2 separate regions of the Homo sapiens genome follow, and region 1 is linked to region 2. Evidence: chromatin loops called from intact Hi-C (ENCODE). Cell type or tissue: Panc1. All regions are shown on one strand. Links, peaks and the distances in the headings refer to the core of each region. The heading gives the core; the rest is flanking DNA. Region 1 overlaps PDILT (protein disulfide isomerase like, testis expressed). Region 2 holds the start of LOC105371117 (a long non-coding RNA gene).

Region 1 (8,336 bases), core at 11-8,010, 410 kb after region 2:
CAGCTCAGAGGAGCCCTGGCAAGTAGGCAGAACTGGCCTTACTCATCCTGTTTAGAAAATGAGAAATTGGGCCGGGTGCGGTGGCTCACACCTGTAATCCCAGCACTTTGGGAGGCCGAGACAGGTGGATCATGAAATCAAGAGATTGAGACCATCCTGGCCAACATGGTGAAACCCCATCTCTACTAAAAATACTAAAAATTAGCTGGGAGTGGTGGCACATGCCTGTAGTCCCAGCTACTCGGGAGGCTAATGCAAGACAATCACTTGAACCCGGGAGGCGGAGGTTGCAGTGAGCCGAGATCGCACCACTGCACTCCAGCCTGGCAAAACAGTGAGACTCCATCTCAAAAAAAAAAAAAAAAAAAAAGAGAAATTGGAAGCCTGGTTGTAAAAGGCTCGTTGAAGTTCCCATGGTTACTGCTCATCCTAAAATCCAGGCATCCTCAATCCCTGTCCCAGCTTCATCCTGGCATTCCCTTTGCCCTTTCTCTGGTTAGAAGTAATACTGAGGAAGCAAGCCCAGCAGAAATATGGGTGGGTACTTTACCCTATGCCCACCTGCAGTGGGTGCTTCCAATTCCATTGTATTCAAAATCTAAAACTTTTATTATTATTATTTTAAAATTTAGAGACAGGATCTCACTCTGTCACCCAGGCTGAAGTGCAGTGGTGCAATCATGGCTCACTGCAGTCACAAATTCCTGGGTTCAAGCAATTCTCCCACCTCAGCCTCCTAAGTAGCTGAGAATACAGGTATCTGCCACCACACCTGGCTAAGTTTTAAGGTTTTTGTAGAGACAGGGTCTTGTTATGTTGACCAGGCTGGTCTCAAACTTCTGGGCACAAGTGATCTTCCCATATCAGCCTCCCAGAGTGTTGGGATTACAGGTTGAGCCACTGCACCTGGCTCAAAAACTATTTGTTAAGAACTTAATTGTTCCAGGCATTGGACTAGAATGAGAAAACTAATAGTCTGATAATAATAATGAACACATCTGCCTCTTGCTTAGAGTACAGCGCAATGTAAAGCGGATTTCAACATACTATAGCCTGTAGTCCAAATCTGGCCTGCTGTTTGACTGTATAAATAAAACTTTATTGGAACACAGTCATTCCCATTTGTTAACACGTGGCTGCCTTCACATTGCATCAGCAGATCTGAGTAGTTACAACAGAGACTGCCTGGCCTGTAGGATCTGGAATATTAATAATCTGGGCCTTTGCAGAAAACATTTGCTGACTCCACCACTACTCACTGGGCAGCTTTGAGGAAGTTATTCTACCTTTCTGTGCCTCAGTTTCTCCATCTGTAAAAGCACCTCTTATATTGGGGTGTTATGACATAGGAGAAGGGTCTAGAACAATGCCTGGAACACAGTATATGCTACAGGTATGTGTCAGGCCGTGTGCCTTGCAAACATCATTTTATCTTCCCAACAGTGTAGAGGGGTAGATCTTTTCACCATCCCCATTTAACAGATGGAAAAACTGAGATTCGACGAGCGGCAGTGATTGTTTCTTAAGCCTGTGGTAAGGATTTGGATGCAGAGGGGAGTGCTGTCAATTCTGGCAGTCTCTTTAGAGGACCCAGGAGTGCAAGTGAGATCAGCCACTGCCCTTGTGATGCTCTCTGTAGAGAACAAGCAATAAGTAGCAGATGTAATTCTTTGAGGCGAGGGCCTTGATGGGGAAAACACAGATGCTGTGAGGCCACAGAGGTGGAGCAGGCACCCTGGCCTGAGCAGTCAGGGGAGACTTCCTAGATGGGGTGATGATGAAGCTTCCTGTATGGCAGACGAGGTCCCAGGCACTGGTTTCCCTGATGAAGGGGGCTCAGAAGTCAAATGCCTTGGGGACCTTCTCTGCTAGTTTCACCCACAGTCTGGAAGTTGCCATATTGTTACTTTGTCGCCTCTAAGTGGAGTCAGTTCTCTCCTGCCCTTCAGGAGGGAAGGTCATTGCAGCACCTGGGCCACTCCATTAGCAGTCATGGGCTCCGATGACCTAGGGCCTCTCATTTCCTCACAGCTCTCCCCAGAGCAAACACATCACAAAGGGCTCCTTGCTGGTGTCAGCGAGTCCCCCTTGTTGAGGGTCATCCCCTGGTATCTATAGGAAACAGCATCCTCTGTTGCTTCTCTCACTGCTCCCGCCCTCCCTCCCCATCTCTTCTCTGGCGCCCGCAGCCACCACCCTCCCACAAGCCTGCTGGGAGCTGCAGCCCTGCCCTTAGGTGATTGCTCCGAGGTTCTCTTGTGGCGCCTTTCTCTGGGTCTATCCTGTGTCTTTCATGCCCTCTTGTGTCCATTCTGAGAACTGCAAAGCATCCTGCAGCCCCTGGATGTGTGTTTCTTGCAAATAACACTGAATCCAGCTTATTGGAAGCTGGCTATACACCAGATCCAGTGGAAGGCAGTTTCCGTTACTCAAGACTCAATAATTTAACATATATAATGGGAACATTCTACTGGCATGGCTGTTACAGGCACTTCTGTGTTCATCAGTTTTGTTACTTCCATCCTTCCATCCATTTATCCATCCTGCATCCATGAATGCCTTCATATATGTAACTTTCTAAAAGTTGGGACTACCATATGTGCCATACTAGTACCTTATTCTCCACACATCCTCAACATCAAGATAGGGCTTGGCACATGGTAGCTTGTCAATAAATGGATGCTGAATAAATGAATGAACGAGTTAATCAATGAATGAAAAATATGATAGAACGTAAGGTGTTTGGTAGACATTGCATCCCAAGCCTGTCTTGTTCCATCATCTCCCAATTTCCCTTTTGGCTAAATAGTGCTTCCCTAGTCCTAGGACTCTGTCAAATCATTCTAAAGTCAAAGATTGGGAGTGGGAAGTGGAGTTAGAACTTAATCTCTGGTGTCTGATAGTTTCTAAGCCATGCACCCCACCCTCCCACTTCTTGGTGTTTCTAGGGCCCATCAGCTGAGCTTCAAGCTGTAGTAGAAGCAGCCACATATTCACTAAACCCGTTTTCTTTCTAAAAACAGAGCTGAACTGTATTTCTCCGCCTTTCTTGCAGCTGGTTCTGGCCATGTAACAGAATTCTGGTCAATGGGATGTGAATAGAAGTGATACTTACCACTGTTCATGGCCAGGGCCATGAACAGTACCCGTGGTGACCTTCTACCCCTTACCCCAACTGCTGGCTGGATACAGAGGAAAGAGCAGGTGGCTCCAAGGCCCTAGAGAAGGGCAGAGTCACAAGCTGGAGGATCCTGGGTCCCCGAGAAGCTGCATGGAGCAGAGCCTCCCACCTTTACCCTATAGCTGTTAAGTGGACTTTCCATGAGCATGAAACAAGTGTGACACACAAGCACCATTACCTTTGCAGCTGATGGGCTCTGACCTGTTGCCCTCAAAAAACAGCTTCAACTCCGGGGCCTTGGTAATCCCAAACTCCTGCTGAAGCTCCTTCTCTATGGTAATGTCCACTTTGCCAAAGCCGATCCCATTCTTGCCTTTGCCCATGATCTCCACAGCTTTGCCCAGCTCTTCCGCCAAGTTCCTGGATTGCTTTGAGGATGGGTTGTCTGAAAGAGTATGAAGACAAAATTTGAGAGGCCTTTCCTCGCTCCCCATCTCCAACAGTAGATTATTTGTTGGGCCTGCTTAGCTCCCGGAACCTTTCTTGTGCTCAGCGGTTAATGGCTGAATTTTCATAAATGTGACAAGATGTGAGACACAATGGTTCATGAAATTAGACAATCTGGGAGATGTCTATCAAGGTTCTTTGGATTCAGTAGCATTGGAAACAACACAACCATGGGCAACTTTACTCCATCTCTCTGAGCTCCACTTCTCTTGTGTAAAGTGGGTGAAAATAATAGTGGTTACTTCAAGGAATCGTCAGAGTTAAATGAGATTTATGTCACAACCAGCTATAATTGCTTATTGTTTTCTAAGAGTTTTACGTGCATTAAGCCATTTACTCCTCTCTATAACTCTGTGGGATAGGTATTATTATTATCTCAATTTTATACATGAGGAAGCTGAAGCACAACAAATGACTTACTTGCGCAAAGCCCTGTGACAGTGAGAGGTAAGGCCAGGATAAGAGCCCATTCTGTCTGGCTGTAGAGTTCTTTTCTAATCTCCACTAGGCATGTAAACCACTTGGTATAATGCCTGGCACAAGTTAAGTACATGCTGCGTTCTTATTACTGCTTCCATTATTATAGTAAAATTTCTGTGGTCAAAGCAGGACCCAAGCAATGATTACACAAAGGCATGCAGAGTGGTATAATGGACATTGGAGACTCAGATGCGGGGAGGCTGGGTGCAGGGTGAGGGATCAAAAAAAACTGCATATTGGGTAGAAAGAACATGACTAAGGTGATGGGTGCACTAAAATCTCAGACCTCACCTCTACACAATTCATCCCTGTAACCAAAAGCCACTTGTACCCCCAAAGCTATTGAAATAAACAAAAACAAACCACTCAATAGCATAGACACGATGATCACATTTATGGAATTGTTAAAAAGTGTATGCCCAGGGCAAAAGAAGTCTAGAGGGAAATTTTCCAAACTATTAAAATTTTTTGTTTTAAAAAAATTCTGTGGTCAGAAATTATGGAGACAGAGAGGAAGCATGAGAGCTCATGAGCGCCATCTGGTGGAACGTCCTGGAGCTAACAGGCCAAATTGAGCCCCTGCAGTTGCCCTGCATGTAATTGGACAGGGGACTTTCGCAGGTAAGGAAAACCAGGTGTGGGGAGGGCGGGGATAGGGGAGGTTGTGGTGTTCCCCTGAGTCCACCCTCTTGTCTCGAAGAGACCTGGAACTCTCCATTAAGAGATCTGATCTGGACGCCTTGGCCCCTCACGTTGCTGGGCAGTGGGGAGGGACTGGGGAAGCCCTTTTCTGGAAGCGGTATCAGGGAGCTGGCACGTGACCTTGGCAGTGCAAGAGGCTTTTCTGGCTAAACGGAGGGGACTAAAAGGCGCCCAAGTGTGCCTTTCTTCCTCCTGATAACATTGTGAGGCTGCAGGTTCCTCGCTACCCCATGACTGAGGAAGGGGGGCTGAGCCAGGGCAGGGGGTCATTGATTGCCTTTCAAGCCAGAACATTTTATCTTTTTCACTGCCGCCCACCCCCGTGGTCCATCTGGAGCACTTGGAGAAAGTGCAAATGACCTCTGCTGCAGAGGGCAAGTTCCAAGTCCAACAGAGAGGTCTTTTGTAAAGTGCCGCTCAGAAAGCAGGGCCCCGGGACAGCTGGCGAGGGCCCCGTTGCTGGTCAGCACGCCTGCTCCTGCAATGGGATCGGAAAGTGAATGATCGCTTTCATTAAACTCCCGGTCAATGGACCGGAAGCGGGGACTTTGTGCCTCCCTCCTGGATCGATGCCCCTCCACTGCCTGCTTTGTCACCGTCATCGCCTTCGATATCCCCTGATATCCCCTATCCATCATCACCAGCATGCACTGGCCAATTGCTGGCTGCTCTGGTCCATGGGGCTCTCCCCGGCTTCCTCGTGGATGTGGCCATGCTGGGCTCAGGATTGCTGATTGACATAGAATCCGAATCTGAGTTTCTGAGGGCGGAAGCTCAGGGCAAGAGAAACACTTGGAATGATTGTCCAGATGGTAAAGCAAATTTTAGAGGTTCCACACACAACCCAGTGCCCCTGGGTGTCTGAAATGGAAGTGACAGAGAGAGCTTGTGGCAACCGGAGTGCTGGGGTCTGAGAGCTAGATTGATGGGGCCTATGATAATAGTAATGGAGATTCATTCATTCGTTTTATGCATTCATTCATTTATTCATTCATACAATGAAACTTTTAGGATATGCCATGTGCCAGGCACTGTCCTAGGGATTGGGGATATAACAGTGAACAGATAAAAACCCCTGCTGTCACTTGAAAAGGCAGAAAATAAGCAGAATAACAAAGTAAAATATGTGCTGTGTTAGATAATATGTGCTTTGGAAAAGAACAGGAGAGTTGGAGGTTGGGAGTATTAGGGAAATTGCAAGTTTAAGTAGGAGGCTAAAGATGGCAATGTTTTAATAAAGATGGAAAGAAATGAGAGCGCAAGCCATGTAGACATCTAGCAGGAGAGAATTCCTGGTAAAGGGCCAGTGTATGCAAAGGCCCTGAGGTGGGGCATGTGTGACATGTTCAAGGTATGACAAGAAGTCCATTGGGTCTGGAGCAGAGTGAGCTGGGGCCAGGGGACAGGTGATGTAGGGTCTCGCAAGCCACTGAATAGACTTTGACTTTTCCCAGAATATGGAATGGTACCAGAGGGTTTGGAGCAGAGGTGGAGGTGATCTGAGTTACTCTTTTTCTTTTCTTTTTTCTTTTTTCTTTTTTTTTTAGACGGATCTTGTTCTGTCACCCAGGTTGGAGTACAGTGGCACCATCTTGGCTTACTGCAACCTCCACCTCCCGGGTTCAAGTGATTCTCCTGCCTTGGCCTCCTGAGTAGCTGGGATTACAGGCATGCACCACCAGGCCCTGCTAATATTTGTATTTTTAGTAGAGATGGGGTTTTACCATGCTGGCCAGGCTGGTCTTGAACTCCTGTCCTTAGGTGGTGATCTGAGCTACTTTTTAACTGGATTTCTCTGAATATTATATGGAGATTAGACAAAAAGGGAAAGAGAAAGGATGCAGGTAGACCAGTCGGAGGCTACTACAGTAATCCAGGCAAGAGATGGTGATGGCTTTGGGCCAGGAGAGTGGTAATGGAGGGGCTGAGAAGTGATTCCATTCTAGAGAGATTTGGGAGGAGGAGTTTGGATATGGAACATGGTGAAAGAGAAGAGTCAAGGGTGTCTCTGAGGTTTTTATCTGAGTGACATAGGATTATGTAGGATCTTCTATGGAAAGATGATGATGATGTCACTATCATCGCCATAATGATGATGATATTGATGGCGATGTTGATAATGAGAATAGTAATAATAACAACACGTATTGATCCCTTACTGTGCTAAGTACTTGCTTAGTGTTCCATGCATTACCCTGGTTAATCTTCAGAACAATCCTGTGAGTTATCTGTGATTACAAGCAGGAATATCACAGATAAGGAAATGGAAACCCAGAGGTCTTACAGCTAGTATGCAGTTAGGCTGAGAGTCAACTCGAAGGCTGACTGGCTCCAAGGTTCATGCTCTAAATGACCAAATTGGCCAGCTGGTCTGAAAAATCTTTTTCTTGGAGCAGATTAATGGGGGCATGTTTTTCATTTCTTCTGTTCCAGGTGGTTCCCATCAGAGCAGAGACAACCTACACAGCCAACGCCACTCTTTAAAATTTAGAGTCCGATTTTCTGGCTTCTTTCTTTAAAAATTTTGTAAATTGGGCCAGGCGTGGTGACTCCACGCCTGTAATCCCAGCACTTTGGGAAGCCAAGGTGGGCAGACCACCTGAGGTCAGGAGTTTGAGACCAGCCTGACCAACATGGAGAAACCCCGTCTCTACAAAAAATACAAAATTAGCCTGGCGTGGTGGCACACGCCTGTAATCCCAGCTACTTGGGAGGCTGAGGCAGGAGAATCGCTGGAACCTGGGAGGTGGAGGTTGCGGTGAGCCAAGATTGCACCATTGTATTTCAGCCTGGGCAACAAGAGCAAAACTTCATCTCAAAAAAAAAAAAAAATTGCAAATTGGTTTTCCTTCTGGGCTCTGGAACCTTGAATTCCAAGTTTGTAGGTGTGAAATGAATGCATACACTCCTCAGGTCTCAGCATTTACATTCTGCCCTGGTCAACTGGAAATGCCAGTTTGGCCAGGTATGGAGACAATTCACGTGTATATTGGCACTTAGGCTGAGCAGTGCCCAGTGGGCTGTAGATAGGCAGAGGCCAAGGGTGCCCATGGACCCAACTTCTCTCAGGCCCTAGCTCATTGTCTGCCATATACTAGATGCTCAATGAATGTGAATTCCTTAGGCTATCTCATCAAAAAGAGGCAGTTATGGTGGTTTACTTTCCTTGTGGCCCAGGAAAGTTGTTTTTATTTTTTTAAGTCTCTGTGACTCAGTTTCCTCATTCATAAAAAGTGGGGTTATTAATAGATCCTACGTCTCAGAGTGATCCTACAAAATAAGACAAGGTGTGCAAAACTTTGGTACAAATAAACATTAGCTATTTTGATGACATAGGTGGAGACTCTTTGGTCTTGCTCTGACCAGATTCTCTCTGGGAAGGGAGGGTCCCATGGCAATGTCAGGAACCCCAAAGATCTTCCGGCTACTGATGAAAGGGAACAACAGTGACCATCACCAAACCATCCACCACAAGTTCTAGGCCTATTATGGAGCTCTCACATGGGTTTCAGGGTAAGCACACGGG
Region 2 (8,336 bases), core at 125-8,124:
GTCACATAACCAGTAAATGGCATAACTGGAAGTTGGGTCCCAGAAGTCTGAGTCCATAGTTTGTGTCCTTAATCCTCATTGTACAGTTCTCTACCTACTGTACATGTTTATGTATCATTGAAGGTAAATGCTATTTATGTGTGTATGTTCATGCATATGTGTGTGCACAATGGATTTTTTTTTTTTTTTGAGAGAGAGAGTCTTGCTCTTTCACCCAGGCTGGAGTGCAGTGGGTGATCTTGGCTAACTGTAATCTCCGCCCCCCAGGTTCAAGTAATTCTCCTGCCTCAGCCTTCCGAGAAGCTGGGATTACAGGTGAGTACCACCACGACTGGCTAATTTTTTGTATTTTTAGTAGAGATGAGGTTTTACTATGTTGGCCAGCCTGGTCTCAAACTCCTGTCCTCAAGTGATACACCCATCTCGGCCTCCCAAAGAGTTGGGATTATAGGCATGAGCCACTGTGCCTAGCCAAAATTGGTTATTTTTAAATTGTAAATAGTGTCTTATTGAATAGTTGTTTCTCATACAACTATTCAATAAGATACTATTTACAATCAAGCTATTTTTTTCCTAACAAATTCAACCAGCAATGTGTCTTGGAGTTTTTTCCATATCGACAGATACAGACTTATATAGACAGATATAAACTTACTTCATTATTTTTAATGGCTGCTAGATACTTTATGGGATTCATGGCCTGCAAATATAACTGTGTTTTGGTTTTCTTTTTTGGGGTCATTCTCCTGTTGATGGACACATTTGTGTTTCTTTTCTCCTTTATTTTAAACTAAATTTTCCCTTTAAATTGTAAGTAAAAAAATGTACATTTCTTAGTACTTAGGACTTACATTTTGAGGAAGGAGATTGCCATGCACACATTAACCCTGCATCCTTGTGCATGGATTCCGCATTATTTCCTGCAGGCTGTGTACCTTGCTCTCATTTATATGCAAGTCAGATCCTGCACTAGAATGAACAACCTGAGGATACAGACCATGCCCCAGTTATTTCTGTGTCCCCTCCCCTAGTATTGTGCCTGGTATGTCGTAGGGGCTCAGTGAATGTTTGAATGAATCAGTGATTGAATGGTGTATTAGTTATTGCTGGTTAATAAATTTCCACAAGACTCAGTGGCTTAGAAGAATACACATTTATTATTTTACAGTTTCTGTGGCTCAGGGATTCAGGCAGAGCTCATCTGCGCAGGCTGCAGTTAAGGTGTTAGCTGGGGATTTGGTCATCTCAAGGCTCTACTGGGGAAGGATTTGCTTTCCAACTCATGTGGTCATTGGCTGGATTTAGTTCCTTGTGGTTGTTGGAGTGAGGACCTCAGTTCCTCTTGTTTATTGCCACATGGGTCCTTGTCAGAATGTGCAAGTAATAGAGTCTGCTAGCAAGACAGGAATCACATTCTTTTGTAACCCAATGTGGAAACAGCATCCCATCACGTTGGTTGTGTTTTGTTGATTAAAAACAAGTCACAGGTCCCTTGCACACTCAAGAGGAGGGAGTTATACTGGGACTTGAATACCAGGGAGCAGGGATCACTGGGTGCCCTCTTAGAATTCTGTCTACCACAAAAGAATAATTTAAATAATAACATCAAAAAATAATACAGTTGACCCTTAAAGAACATGGGCTTGAACTGTGAAGATTCAAATATGCAGATTTTCTTCTGCTTCTGCTCCCCTAAGACAGCAAGACCAATCCCTCCTCTTCCTCCTCCTCAGTCTACTCAAGGTGAAGATGACAAGGATGAAGACCTTTAAGATGATCCACTTCTAGTTAATGAAGAGTAAATATATCTTCTTTTTCTTATGATTTTCTTAGAAACATTTTCTTTTCCCTAGCTTACTATATTGTAAGAATATGGTGTATAACACATATAACATACAAAATATGTGTTAATTGATTATGTTATTGGGCTTCCAGTGGACAGTAGGCTATTAGTAGTTAAGTTTTAGGGGAGTCAAAAGTTATATGTGAATTTTCAACTGTGTTGGGGGTTGACATTCCTGACCCCTATGTTGTTCAAGAGCCAAATGTATTTGTATATTTCTTACAGATTACAAAACACTTTAATGTTCATCACTGTACTTTAATGCTCACAGCTACCCCAGAAAGTAATTACCATAAGAAAACCAGGGCAAGATTATTATTCCTATCTTCATGTTGAGGAAATTGGGACTCAGAGAGTTCAAGTAATTTGCCCAGGATCACACAGCTAGCAAGAGGAAGAGCCAGGATTTCAACCTAGAAATTACTCTGTGAGTATAAGCAGTAAGATAGGCTATTCAGTCCTGGGGTTTGCCTTGATATAATCTCAAATACAAGGGGATACATGACGAGAGGGTTACAAGGAGGCATCATGGTGTGGTGGAAGAAGATGGGGACTTTTTTTTTTTGATGGAATCTCGCTCTGTCACTCAGGCTGGAGTGCAGTGGTGCGATCTTGGCTCACTGCAACCTCCTTCTCCTGGGTTCAAGCAATTCTCCCTGCCTCAGCCTCCCGAGTAGCTGGGATTACAGGTGCTCACCATCATGCCCGGCTAATTTTTGTATTTTTTAGTAGAGACGGGGTTTCGCCACGTTGGCCAGGCTGGTCTTGAACTCCCGACCTCAGGTGATCCACCTGCCTAGGCCTACCCAAAGTATTGGGGTTACAGGCATGAACCACCACACCTGGCTAAAGGTAGGGACTTTGAAGGCAAGACTCAAGTTTGAATCCTGGCCAGGTGACTTCTGGCTGTGTGAATTTGGGCACTGTTTTCTATTATCCTCTCTGAGCTTACACTTGTCCTCTGCAAATGGAGTTGTTGTGAGGATTAAGTGCCATAATTAATGTATGTAAAGTGCCGCTCAGTGTGCTTGGCACATAGCCTGCACCCATTGGGTGTTGCTGCTGTTTTTATGGGAGCTGGTTGGGCAGTGGTATTGTTTATAAACATGTATGATGTGCTTTTGAAAGCTCCTTCAAAACTCAATGATTAATTGTTAATGGACTGAGCCCGGGGCTTCTCTTTTTGAGGTATCGTTTACGTGGAAATTCTGTTTGTTGCTTTTGCCCATATAAACCCACTTGATTAAGAATTGATGAAAGGAAGTCATAATTCAAGTAAATAAAGGATGCTCCATGAGGGTAAGTTCTGACAGCCTTGAAATTAGTGCATGAGTATGGTTGCCATGATTAATCGGGACTGAATAATTGGCCTCAGGGAGAACCTGCCAAGCGAGGCAATGGATATCAAGGGAACTTACCCATTGGGCATGAGATCAGGCACCCAGAAGGCACACACTGGGTGGTGAGATTTTAGCCAGATGGTCACCTCTTTGCTCTATGGGTTTTCGACCGACTGAGAAATTAACAGACACAGGAGTCAGGGATCAAAATATCAGGCCTGTTGCTGGCTAATGTGGGTGGAAGGACATGGCTTGGACCTGTGGACCTAATGATCCTCCTTAATTCTCCTCTCCTGTTCTAGAACTTGAGAACTTCTTAAGGGGCGAGATAAGAGAAAGGGGAAAAGAAGACCTGAAAAACAAACAACAACAACAACAAAACAAAACAAAAACCAAAAGCAATCAAACAAAAAACAAAAAACACCCCAAAAAACCGCAGGGAGGGAAAGAAAGGGAGAAAAGGGAAGAGGGAGGTGGTAACACTTTAACTTTCCCCCCAAACGGTAGACCAGTGAAGCTCAGATTCTTGCCAATCTGCCAATCAGATGCATTGCTCCACCTCCCAGGGGAGGAAGAAAAAGCTTTTTCACCTATCAATGGCACTAGGCAGTATTTTATGAGCCAGCCTGGCTTCTGGGTGAGGGAGACTCTGGTTTCGCCTTTCGTTAGGGAATGATCATCATAATAATACCAAATATTTATGGAGTTTTTACTTGTGCCAACTCCTTTAAAGGAATTATCTAGTTTAGTTATCGAGAGTCAAATGTATTTGTATATTTCTGGTTATCACAGCAACCCTTTGGGAGGGAGAATAAAATTAGCTGCAGTTTACAAATGAGCATGGTGGTACCATGTCACCTTTTCGACAATCCAAGGCCACACAGCTAGTAAATGTCATGCTGACATTCAAATTCAAGTCTATCTGCTCTCAAATTCTGTGTTTTTTATATACTAGTTTTCTCTAAAGGTGGTCCATGGACTTCCTGATCAAGAATCATCTGGGATGTGTTTTAAAAAATGCAGATTTCCAGCATGGCTGACTCTCACACCCAAATGCTGACAGGAGGTCTCAGGAGGGGCACAGCGATGTGTACTTTAAATAAGGACCCTGGCTGTGTGAATCAAACACACACCAAAGTTCGTGAGTGATTGCACTGGAAGGATAGGTGTCCAAATCAGCTTTTACTAATATATCTATGGGACAAGTAAACGGACATTTATTTGCAAACAGAATTTTTATTTACTGATTTTTGCTAATGTATTGAATCTGACAAGTTTTTTGGGAGCCAGGCAAGCCAGGCCTCAGGTAAGCTGGGTCTCAGGTATCTGAACTCCTGCAAAGATCTGGATGTCACCTCTGGTACAACTTTTCTCACAATTTTCAATCTAGAGACTTTGACTTTTTGCCCAGTGATGACTCCTACACCAAGAGAAGCCAAGACCAGGGGAAACTGCCTTCTGAAAAAGCTGATCCTCCTTTTTGCTTTTCAGGACATGGTCATTTACATAGATTAGCATGACCACTTACATACATTTGCATATATCTGCATAGATTTGCATGCATAGGGTATGTGCATGGCTTTCTCTTATCCATTTGGCTCCATTCTTGAGTAAGCTCTGTATATTGCAACTTCCCATCCTCTCATCCTCTGATTGGACCTTCTTGAACTTTGATTTCAAAGTTTTATTTTATTTTAAATTTTCCACATGGTGGGCAGTTGGCTTTGGGAACCTGACCTGGTTGCTCGGACAGGTGGAGTTTCCTTTACTGGCCGGTGGGAGGCAGTGAAGAGTAGTAGCTAACAGCACAGACTGCAGTTAGATCTGGTTTATGCACTTACTAGCTGTTTAACATTGAATAAGTCACTTAACGGCCCCAGGGCTTTGTTTCCTCAACTCTTAATGGGAATAATAGTACCTACCTAATAGTGTTGTTTGAGAATTAAGTGTCTATAAAGCAGTTAGCATACTGCCTGGCATGGCCCCGAAAATGGTACAATTAATATGGTAATTTTCTTGTGAGGATGATGTTGATGATGATGAAGATAATGATGCAGTACTCATCATAATGCCTTCTAAATTGTGACTCTCTTAATCCCAGAAGATAAGCACTCAGTGGAAGACAGAAAGGATTCAGTGATAGCGTGGTTTTAAAAAATATGTCCACAAATTCTTTGATATTCTCCCCTTCAAGAAATGTAACTTAAGGATGCTCTTTTTGAGTGTGAGTTGGACTTAGTGCTTAACTACTTCTCTTCCTCCTCCTCCTTCTTTCTTTTTAGAAATAGTCTGAAAAACATTTTATTTTTAAAATTTTTAAAAATGCATTTACTTGTCTATTTTTAAATTGATAGAGAACACTGTATGTTTTAATCATGTATGAAATGATGTTTTGAAGTACATCTACATTGTGAAATGGTTCAGTCCAGCTAATTAACAAATGCAATACTCACATAGCATTTTTACAGTAAGAGCACATAAAAACCACCCTTTACATTTTTCAAGAATACAATATGTCATCATTAACTATAGTCACCTTGCCTTATAATAGATCTCTTGAAATTTATTCCTTGGAGCCTGACTTCTAATGAATAACGTATGGCAGAGGTGATAGGGTTTCATTTCCAAGATTAGGTTATAAAAAGGCTCAGCTTCTGCCTTGGGTGCATACATTTCCTCTTTCCTGATTCACTCTCTTTATGAGCAGCCCTAATAGAGAGACCCACATGGTGAGGGATTGAAGCCTCCTGCCAACAGCCATGTAATTGAACTTGGAAGCAGATCCTCCAGCTCTTTTAGAAGCAGCTGCAACTCATGGCGATCTCATGAGAGAACTTCAACCAGAACCATGAACCTAAGCCTCTTCACGTTCCTGACCCTCTGAAACAATGAAATAATAAATGTTTGCTGATTAAAGTTTTAGGATAATTTTTGCTAAGGTTGGGGGCAATTGGTTATACAGCAATATATAACTAGAACAGTTGGGGAGAGGGTATTCCAATTGTGGATACCCAGTTCTGGGGACTGAGGTGTTATACCTCTTGGTCTGAAGGCAGAATGCTCAAGGTGGTGCCAGGAGAGGTCTGTGCAGAAGTGCATTGAGGAGTAACTGGAATAATGGTGAATGTTAACTTGTTGTTGACCGCCATCCACATAATTGATTCCTTTACTTGCATGACACACTCACATATACGTTTCTAGATTTCAGATAACTTAAACAATTCATGAATACATAAAACATGAGTAGGGGAGAAGCTATTTCTTTTCTTACTCATTGCTAGGTTCATGGCTGAGGCCCCTATAAGAAGAGCCAGATTAACAAGAGAAAAGCATGCAAGTTTATTTAATATAAGTTTTTCATTACATAGGAACCTTCAGAAATGAAGACCCAAAGAAACAGGGAAACCTATGTATTTTTATGCATAGGTTTGATGGAGTGGACAATGATGCAGAAGTATGATTGGGCAAAAGTGGTATGATCTAATGGTAATAAACTGGGGGGAACTTAGCAAGGCCTGTTTGTTCAGATTATTCACTGTATCCCTGTGTCATCAGAGATAAAGACATTCCTTTTTTTCTGGGTATTGGGAGGGCACTTCTGGAATGAGGGTCTTATGACCTGCTTCAAGGGAGTGTCAGAGAATTCTTTTCCGGCCTAATTCAGGGGAGAAGGGTGAGGGGAAAGTGAGAGTGACCTTCCTGCTTCTGCTGTTTTCTCAAATGCCAAGGTGTTATATCTTGGGGTAGCCTGTCTTGAACCTTATCACATGACTATAGTTTGCAACAGCTATTAAGGTACATTAGTACTATTAGTATTCAATAGAGGTTTAAGCATAGTTGAGCTAGGTGAGGGTTACATCCCAATTTTAGTTGGAAGCCCTCTCCATTATCTTCCATTCATAAAGCCTAGAGGATGTTATCCATTTATTTACAAATATTTGTTGCATACCTACTGTATTCGTCCATTTTCACACTGCTGATAAAAACATACCTGAGACTGGGCAATTTACAAAAGAAAGAGGTTTTATGGACTTAGAGTTGTACCTGGCTGAGGAGGCCTTACAATCATGGTGGAAGGTGAAAGGCACTGCGTCACATGTGGAGACAAGAGAAGAGAGCTTGTGCAGGGAAACTCCCCTTTTTTATACCATCAGATCTCATGAGGCTTAGTCACCATCATGAGAACAGCATGAAAAAGACCTGTCCCCCTGATTTAATTACCTCCCACTGGGTCCCTCCCACAGCATGTGGGAGTTCAAGATAAGATTTGGGTGGGGACACAGCCAAACCATATCATCCTGCTTCTGCTGCATTCTCAAATGCCAAGGTATTATATTTTGGGGTAGCATGTCTTGAACCTCATCACATGACTATAGTTTGCAACAGCTATGAAGGTACATTAGTACTATTAGTATTCTATAGAGGCTGAAGCACAGTTGAGCTATGCAAGGGTTACATCCCAATTTTAGTTGGACACCCACTCCCTTCTCTCCCATTTATAAAGCATAGATGATGTTATCCATTTATTTACAAATATTTGTTGCATACCTACTATGAGCTATTTACTCTGGTAGGCCCTGGGGAGTCTATGGTAAATAAGACAGTGTCTGTGATCACAGAGAATATAGTCTAGTGAAAAAAAACTGCAGGCAGCAGGTAATTAAACAAACAAAAATAATAGTGTTTTGAAAATTATGATAGATGCACTTATTAGAATGTTTTTTAGCTATAATGGCAGAAAATCTTGATTAAAACTTGCTTAGGAATAAACTATTTAATCACACAGATATAGCAGTTCACATGGAGGGTAGGCTCTAAGCAAGAAATGGTCAGCAACTTGGTGATGTCAAGAGGACCCAGATTCTTTCCATCTCTCTGCTTTGTCCTCCTGGAGCTGGCCTCATCCTGGTTCTCCTTGTAGATAAAAAATGGCTCTCAGAAGCAACTGAGGCTCCACCGCTTCAGCATTCACTTCTAGCTGGAGAGAGGCTAAAATCTCCCTACTTTGCCCAGGCTATGTCTCTTCCCTTCAATCTGATTGGCCAGTTTAGATCATGTGAGCTATCCTGAACCAATAACAGTTGCCAGGAGCATGCCTAATTCTGATGGGTTAAGACTAATTAGGACTCGCTAGAGCTAGGAACGGGTTACCA

What was found. Peaks named below come from ENCODE experiments on the same cell type or tissue, not always from the same donor. Only the 100,000 strongest peaks of a DNase experiment are listed, where the experiment ranks them.
Region 1: it touches region 2 in a loop (4-fold over the local background); 2 of 110 quality-filtered maps call a loop at or near these places.

The regions. Positions count from the first base shown.
Region 1 is chr16:20,381,286-20,389,621 of GRCh38, forward strand. PDILT (protein disulfide isomerase like, testis expressed) reads right to left here. Exons shown (of 12, transcript NM_174924.2): 3 at 3,360-3,566. Among named protein-coding and RNA genes, the nearest start is that of PDILT, 19 kb to the right of the region's middle. RefSeq lists an enhancer at 5,238-5,771. In Panc1, for the core only: CTCF peaks have their summits at 2,325 (motif pointing left), 2,534, 4,659 (motif pointing left) and 4,934; DNase peaks (open chromatin) are centred at 2,336 and 4,646.
Region 2 is chr16:19,976,102-19,984,437 of GRCh38, forward strand. It overlaps LOC105371117 (a long non-coding RNA gene), which reads left to right and starts at 268. Exons shown (of 4, transcript XR_950895.2): 1 at 268-315; 2 at 1,734-1,798; 3 at 2,069-2,270. It overlaps LOC124903660 (a long non-coding RNA gene), which reads left to right and starts at 5,280. Exons shown (of 2, transcript XR_007065018.1): 1 at 5,280-5,407; 2 at 5,891-6,099. In Panc1, for the core only: CTCF peaks have their summits at 4,945 (motif pointing right) and 5,149; a DNase peak (open chromatin) is centred at 4,966; H3K27me3 peaks cover 367 bases.